Linked DNA regions of Homo sapiens: region 2 is linked to region 1. Evidence: read pairs that join two places in POLR2A ChIA-PET (ENCODE). Cell type or tissue: PC-9. All regions are shown on one strand.

Region 1 (4,000 bases):
TGGAAGACTCAGCCAGTCTAATCTTTCCACGTTCCTCTGCCTGCTTTTTCCTAGTCATGCTGGCAGCTGATCAGATGGTGCCCACCCAGATTGAGGGTGGGTCTGCCTCTCCCAGTCCACTAACTCAAATGTTAATCTTCTTTGGCAACACCCTCACAGACACACCCAGGAACAATCCTTTGCATCCTTCAATCCAATCAAGTTGACACTCAGTATTAACCATCACAGAATGTGAGTTCCCAAGGGAAACAGAAAGTTCTCTTCCTTGGGGGCAAACAAGAGATGGTTGTTATACTTTCCCAGAGTACAGAGGGGCATATTCTCTAAGGAGAAGAACTCTGCCATGGAAGTGACGGTTAAAGGAAGTCTGTATGAACTCCAGTGCCCTGAGAAACATGGGCATCTGGACACAGAAGCGAGTAAACCCCGAGTCCTCTTATGTCAGCTGAGAAAAGAAGAAAACTTCACAGCTGACACGTGTTTTTGAGTGTTGCTATGTATTATCATTGTTTCCATGAAGCTTGCATAGTTAATAGTGGGGTATACTTGGACTCCATCATTTTCTGTTAATCAGATTGTCTCCTGTAATTTTATGGGGACATTATTGACCTTATATAGCTGGAAAGAGAATGCCACTTAGTTCAAATAATCTATCAAAGCAGAAGTTGCACCAGACAAGATTAAACAGTCAAGGAAGAATTTATTCAACACTATTGCAATAAGGAGAGGGATCATAACTCAGTCAGAACTCATCAGGCATAGAAAAACAATTTTTAAAGAAAACGCTCAAAGGAAAGGGAGGTCAGCCGGGAACTTGAGTAAGGAAGAAGGCTGTCTGAAGTTAGCCAAGCTGAGGGCAATGTTAAGGCCATCTTGGGCAAGCACACAAAATTTGATAAACTAGTTAAAATTTCATGAAGGAAAGTGCTATATTTAAAAAGGTTATACAGAGAAAACAAAAGCACAATCACAAGATAAGAGAATAGGATTCAAGACCCTACATAAGGGCACTTCTCGGAAGAGTCTGACACAGCTGCGTGTGTTCACCACAAACTACAGAAGAGTGCCTGGGCTTAGCAAGCTGCATCAAAGCTTATTGCTGACCTTGCTTCATCCATTTCCCAGTCTATCAAAATTAGCAAGTGGAACTCTTCAGTGAATTTCAAGAGCTAGGCTTCAAATGCAGTGAGGGACTATCAGCTGGATAGGGTAAGATTTCAGGTATGGCACATAGCAAAGAGATCCACCTGTCACAGTAGAAGCCCCTGACTTGTAGTGACACACATGCACAGGGTGTTGAGTCAGCATTGTGAGCTGTACAGTGAGGGTATCTTCAAAGGTGGCAACCGTGGCTTACTAAGCAGCTGCAAGGACATTGGCCCACTACCTGAGGCAGAATGGGCTGCGTAAAGAAGGGCACAGTGAGGCAGAATGCAAGTGCTGCTCTGGGAGTGTGGTGACCCCCACACACAGCCTTTTCTCTCACAAAGGAAACGTAGTGGACAGCAGTGCCCTGTCCACAAAGGGTCCATAATGTCATGTAAAAGACTGTGTTCAATCAGTGTCCAGCCTGAAGATACATTGGCAGACATGCCTAGTAGCTAATTATGTACATAAATTTAGAGATTGGAAGACTGAGTACAGGCAAAGAACAATAAGTAAAGCAGAATTGAGGGAGATGAAACTAGATGTGTCAGATTGAGCAACACATGTTAAATTGTCCCAGGAGAGGGTGAGATATGAGAAGAGCATTTAGGAAAGGGACTGAAACACCAACATTTGAGACATAAGGTGGGTAAGAGAAATTGGGAATAGAATTGAGAAGATAGTAGAGAAGTAGCTAAAACCTAGAGAGAAACACACACACGCACACACACACACACCAGAAATTAGAGCGGAAAGATGTTTTACAGTCAGCAGTGTTCAATATATAATGATGTCAGCAAACATAGAAGAGGTTGGCTGTTCCATCTTTGCTGGCTGGCTCACTGTACTCACTGTGGACTTTGTTGGGTGGTGTCTCGGTAGAGGGTAGGGTAGAAAACAAACTGTCAGCTACAGGTGAATTGAACCAAAGTTGGGGAATCACGGACAACTAATATAGCCCTGTATTTCTGTAAAAGCAACCATGAAAAGAGGCAGAACTCTCAAATCATATCTGAAAAATAGCTATCACCCAAGAGACGGTTTGGGGTGTTTTCATAAGTTAGTTATTCTGAATAGAGATGTGTGTTTCCATTGGGAAGAAAGCAATGGAGAAGAGCCATTTGAAGAAATGAGAAAGAAGCAAATTCATGATCAGGAAGGGCAGGGCTCCGCGGGACAGCGAGAGTAAGTGGGGGGAAGGCAGTGGGGAAAGTTCGAAGGACAGTCAGGCACAGGAAGGTCCAGTACCCCAAAAGCTTCCTGCCTGGGCACCCCTGCATTCTCCATGGAATAAGATGGGTCACTTCTGAAGGTCAGCAGGGGCTAACGGACTTGCAACTCTTGGGAAGAGTTGCTGGACTGATGGGAGAGGGCAGTGATAAAGGATATACGATGAAGAAGCCAGTTTTGAGGATGTAACAGACTAAATCCAGAATCACACACTGGCCCAAGGGCGTGACTGTATGTGATTTCTCAGCAACGCTCATCCACCCTGGTGTTGGTGTGTGGAGAAGCAAAATACCCAAAACTGTTAAAATAGCCAAAACAGCAGGCATGTGGGAAGCACTGCAAGTCAGGCAGCTGAAGCTGCACCACCAGGGGCCTGTGGAACTGTTGAATCCTGAGGTCAAAGCTAGAGCATGAGAGACGGACAGGGCTGAATGAAAAAATGGGATATTTGCATCCACAGAAGAACAGTCAGCTCTTGTTCCCCACTCCTCTGGTGGAGAGCCTTCCTCTACATGCCCCAGTCCCACAAGAATGTTTCTCGTCTCCTCTCACCTCTTCTTCCTCACTGGCTCTTTCCCAAGGAGAAAGACAAAGCGATCTAACTTGAGTTTGGGGTGAAAGTCACCATGATGAAGCTGGATATGGACTCCTTTGCTTTTCTGGGATCTCTCTCAGATCGTCCCGTCCTCAAGGAAGCCTTTTTCCTCTCTGCCTCATTCTCCAAGTTGTCAGCTGGGTAGAGCGGGGCTTTTCCTGGCACCCACGAGCACTTCATAGGTCCAGTCACAGAGGCAGAGAGTGTGAACGTGGCCACAGGCAGCCTCCAGTCACTCCAAGCTCACCCTGCAGCCTCCAAGCCTGGAATAATATCATAAGTGAGGTGAAACAATATCGAAGCCAGTGACCTGTCAAATGGGGAGGGGAACCAAAGGGAAGCATCATCTCACATTTCCTACCATCTGACTGGTGACGAGCAAGTGATTCCAGGATCAAACTCTCATTGGCACCTTCCCCTCCAGGCCCGTAGGTCTGTGAAATGGAAGGAAGAAGGGAGAAACAGCTTCCTTTCTATTCTTGATTACAACAGGCTTCCCGTTTCCTCCTGCAGAGATGCTTCTATTGAGTCCAGTATTCGTATTGAAGCTGAATTCTTCCCACACACTTGACAACTCACTCAGGCAAGCAAAGACACAGGCAGTGACTCTGGGTGTAAATACCAGCCTGCAGCGATCAAGGGAATGAGACCACAGGGAGCTTCTCCAGGGAGCTGGGATCACAGACTCTGGCTCAGGCACTGAGATGAGGCTTATTCCCTGGGAATTGGAGCATTTCCATGCTCCTACAAAACCACTTCTAAAGGAGGGAGTATAAATGCCATCAGTATGGGCAATGTTCCTCATTAAGCTCCTGTGCCATGTTGTTTTTTTAGTAACGGACAGGAGCAGACTCGGGAGAAAATTAGATCTAATGGAATCTTCTGGATTAACAATCTGCCCACATAACCGCTGGACTCCTTGACTTGCCTCTGTCCACCCTCCTTCCCTGCTCCAGCCACCCTTGGAGGCTCCTGCCTCCTTGAGCACACTAGACTCTGTCTTTCCTCAGGCTTTGCTCATCCTTACTC
Region 2 (4,000 bases), 190 kb after region 1:
CTTAGACAGCAGAGTGAAAATGTGTGGTCAACAGTTCAAGGTCTTGAGGATGTTAAAGGTTTGGCCAACAGGTCTGGGACGTTTATTGCTTCTCTAGAAAAAGCTTTCAGTGTGTCTTAAATTTCATTCCCTCTTTGAGGAGAGGGAATTCAGACCCCACATCTCATAAAGATTTTGTGTGTGTGAATTTTGGATGCTGAATTCATAACCAATTTCTTAAAATACTAAATATATGCAAATGCTAAATCCTGTAAAAAAATTTTTTTAGATGTTAACATTCTGCTTTTTAGAGAAATTTGATATGAGTTGATCTCATTGCTATTTCACTTGTAAGAAGTTTTTGGGTTGAGTTGCCAGGGATAGGGTGGTGGTTATTTGGCGCTCTTGTTAAGCATGAAGACAATGGGGCTGATTTCTTCCACACTCTCCCAAGAAAAATAAGTCTTCCTTAACGGACTAGAACTCTTCATGAAATGCACAAAATGAAGATACATCTTCCTTGGTTTTCTTTCACAAGGGCTTAAGCCAGAAATGGAAGCCATCTGTGTGGCAGCGAGGTGTGCCTTGCCCTTTACACTTGGGTAATTTTGGATTTGGTTGTGGAAATTGGTGAGGTGCTTCTTGCTAACCCAGCAAGGATGCAAGCTCCCTGAGGCCCCTGGGTTTCCCTGAGCCAGGGAGGCTGAGCTGTGCCCTGGAATCTGTTCCCTGAATCGAGGTGGTTTGCAGTAGCTTGAAATTTCTGGCTCTTTTTGAGCTTGATCAGAGTTAACAGGAAAAGTTAACAGTAAAGTAAGTGTATAATTATAATGAAAGATAAAGAAATTATAAATAACAGAAAAAAATGCTTCTCTGGATAATAACAGTGGTATCTGATACTGTAGCTGTTGGAAGAGAAATTTATATGTCTTCTTCATTAATCTTCCAAATACTTGTAGTCCAGCTTTACTGATATTTTGTCCATAGATGGTCACTACAAATGAGACCTCAACCAGACTTAAGAGTGTGAGGCTTAGTGTTTTCGTCATAAGACAGGACAAATCAAAGGCATTTGAAAGAGCCCTGTTCTTATTTAGGTATCTTTGCAGAGCCCAGGGGCGATCACTTTGAAAAGAAGATCTCTTCTAGCAGGAAATGCTCTATATTCCATTCTATCTGTTTAATTTGTAGGATAAGAATATTACTTTCAAGTGTAAAAATATATTGCTTAATTATTACATAATATCTTGTATCATTTAATTAGAGAAAATGGTTTACAGTTGTGAAACAATGCAATTTCCAAACTGGTACATAGTTTTTCACCCTGGTTCTGAGATTCTGCATTTGGAAGGATTTTGCTGTTGTCCACTAATGATTGGTTTGAGGAATAGTGTGAAAGTGAATCATTGAGGTGTTGTCCTATTTATAGTAAACAAATATTCATAAAGAAGAAAGGAAAAACTAAACAAACATAATACATTAAATCTCATGTTCACAGTGACAATTTGAGTACTGAATGACCTTGAGAACTATGTATGGCTGCAGCCTAGCAGACCTGGGCCCCAGGAGTTTATTGTCTAATGAGAGAGGCAGGACACAGGCAAGTCCCTTACGGGGGAGGAAACGGGGACAGGCATGGGAGCCAGAAGGACCCAGAGGAGGATGCCTCTGCGTGCCTTGCTGGTAGGTGGAGAGTGTCAGGGTAGGATTTTAGAGACTGTCCAGAAACCAAGTCCAAGCCCTGTCCTCATAGTAAAGTTAGAACGTGATGCCCATAAGTGAAGGAGTAACAAGCAGTCCTGGAGAAGACTGCTGGCATCTGCCAAGCTCACAGATCTTGTAACACTACCTATAAATGTTAAGAGCTTAACATTTGCATATTAAACCCAAGTATAATATATTCAATGGGATCTGTAAACCCTAAAATTATTTCTAGAGTTTACCCTGGTATTGCCACCAAGTATCTTGACTTAAAATATTTCTTATTCAGTTAAGTAAGGGTAATTTTTGGAAAAAGGGTCCCTGTTATATTTATGTCTCTACCAAATTGTCATTAGAGATCTGTTTGTGGTCACCAAACACAAGCACATAAATGTGTGTCACTCAGGTACTTTCCAGTACTTGGTTAAATAATGGATAGACTTAGAGGGCTAGTTATAAGTAAGAGACAATGATGACCATGGCAATAGCACAAAGAACAATAATGACTTACTGAATGTTATACTTTGCTAATAGCTTTACAATTGTTATCTCACTTAGCTTGAAGATAAGTCGAAGAAATAGGTACTATTTTTAAAACAGCTTTATTGAGATGTAACTCACTCTTTAAAGAGTTAATTAGCTCTATTCATTTAATAGAGTTTCACCCTTTACAATGTATCATTCAGTAGTTTTTAGTATATTAACAGAATTGTGCAAATTTCACTAGAATCTAATAGGAGACATTTATATCACCTCAAAAATAAACCCTTATGGGCAGTTCTCACTTCCCCTAATTTCCCCATTCCCATCCTAGGTAGTATAGGTTTGCCTAATCTGGCCATTGATTATAAACAGAAGCATACACTATGTGGCCTTTGTGACTGACTCATTTCACTTAGCATAATGTGTTCAAGATTCATCCACGTTGCAGCACATACCAGTACTTTATCCTTTTTTATTGCTGAAGTATACCACATATTTTATTTACCTGTTTATCAGTTGATGGACATTATTGTTTTACTTTTTTTGGCTACTGCGAATAATGCTGCTATGAACATTTGTGTACAGGTTTTTGTATGAACATGTGTCTTCATTTCTCTTGGGTAAATACCTAGGAGTGTAATTTCTGGGACATATGGAAACTCTACACTTAACGTTTTGAGGAATTTTCAAACCATTTTTCATATTAGCTGTACCATTTTATATTACCCTAGTAATGTCTGAAGTTTCCTATTTCTCCACATTCTTGCCAAATCTTGTTATTGTTCTCTCTTTTTAAATAGCCATCCCAGTGAGTACGAAGTAGTATCCTTTGTGGTTCTGATTTACTGGGTAGAGATTATTGGCTTGTGAAGTGGGTTCACTGTGCAGAGGTTAGCAACTTGTCTGAGTTTGGTGAGACAGCAACCCCCACACACAAGTTACATGAAGTGGCTTTATTACTTAGAGATAGGTAGGGCAGCAAGGGACAGCTGAAGCCTAGGAATCATCACGGGCCGGTGCACAAGGCTCAATACAGCAGCCTGAGTGGATGAAGTCTTGTCTGTGCATGCAACATGGCTGGGGCACCCAGAAAAGCAGCCCACCCTGGGTTTTATACCCGGGCACATGACGTGCTGGACAAGTTCTGCAGTTCAATCATCACAACAAGTTCTACACTTCAGTCATCACGTCATACCACAAGGCAGGGACTGCAACAGAGTCCAGGTTGTTTCTGCCCTTTCCTCCCTATCTCATGATGTTGCATTTCCAGCACATTTTGCAGTCATTCTTGAGAACGGCAAGGAAGAAAATGGGGAGGACTCAGTTGGTCCATAGTCATCCGTAGAATTGTTCTGCATAGGTTGACAGTTTTTTGTTGTTTTACTTTCAGCACTTTCAATATGTCATCCTACTGCTTTCTGACTTCCATTGTTTCTGGTGAGAAGTCAACTGTTTATCTCACTGTGGTGTATTATGCACATTGCATTATGCATATGTTAGTATGTATATTTTGGTATCCATTATGCATATGTTGATATGTTTAATGATGTCCCACATTTCTCTGAGGCTCCATTCATTTTTTCTTCATTCATTTTTCTCTGTCTTCTTCGTTTATCTTCAAGTTCACTGATTTTTTCCTGGCAGTTCAAATATATTATTAAGCCCCCTCATAAATTTTACATTGTGTGTACTGTACTTTTCAATTCCAAAATTTTTATTTCTTTCTTTTAAAAATGTACCTTCATTCAAATTCTCTGTGCAACACTGCCATCATGGCTTCCTTTATTTCTTTTCTCTTATTTATTTATTTATTTATTTATTTATTTATTTATTTATT

The links. ChIA-PET counts read pairs that join two places held together with the same protein. Peaks named below come from ENCODE experiments on the same cell type or tissue, not always from the same donor. Only the 100,000 strongest peaks of a DNase experiment are listed, where the experiment ranks them.
Region 2: POLR2A ChIA-PET joins it to region 1 with 5 read pairs; 2 of 35 experiments call an interaction of 5 or more read pairs at or near these places.

What each region holds. Positions count from the first base shown.
Region 1 is chr5:4,955,410-4,959,409 of GRCh38, forward strand. No RefSeq gene overlaps it. Among named protein-coding and RNA genes, the nearest start is that of LINC01020, 77 kb to the right of the region's middle. In PC-9, no CTCF peak of the experiment used is centred here; no DNase peak of the experiment used is centred here; H3K27me3 peaks cover 3,152 bases.
Region 2 is chr5:5,147,257-5,151,256 of GRCh38, forward strand. All of the region lies in intron 3 of ADAMTS16 (ADAM metallopeptidase with thrombospondin type 1 motif 16), which reads left to right. All of the region lies in intron 1 of ADAMTS16-AS1 (ADAMTS16 antisense RNA 1), which reads right to left. Among named protein-coding and RNA genes, the nearest start is that of ADAMTS16, 8.9 kb to the left of the region's middle. In PC-9, no CTCF peak of the experiment used is centred here; no DNase peak of the experiment used is centred here; H3K4me3 peaks cover 1,635 bases; H3K27ac peaks cover 776 bases.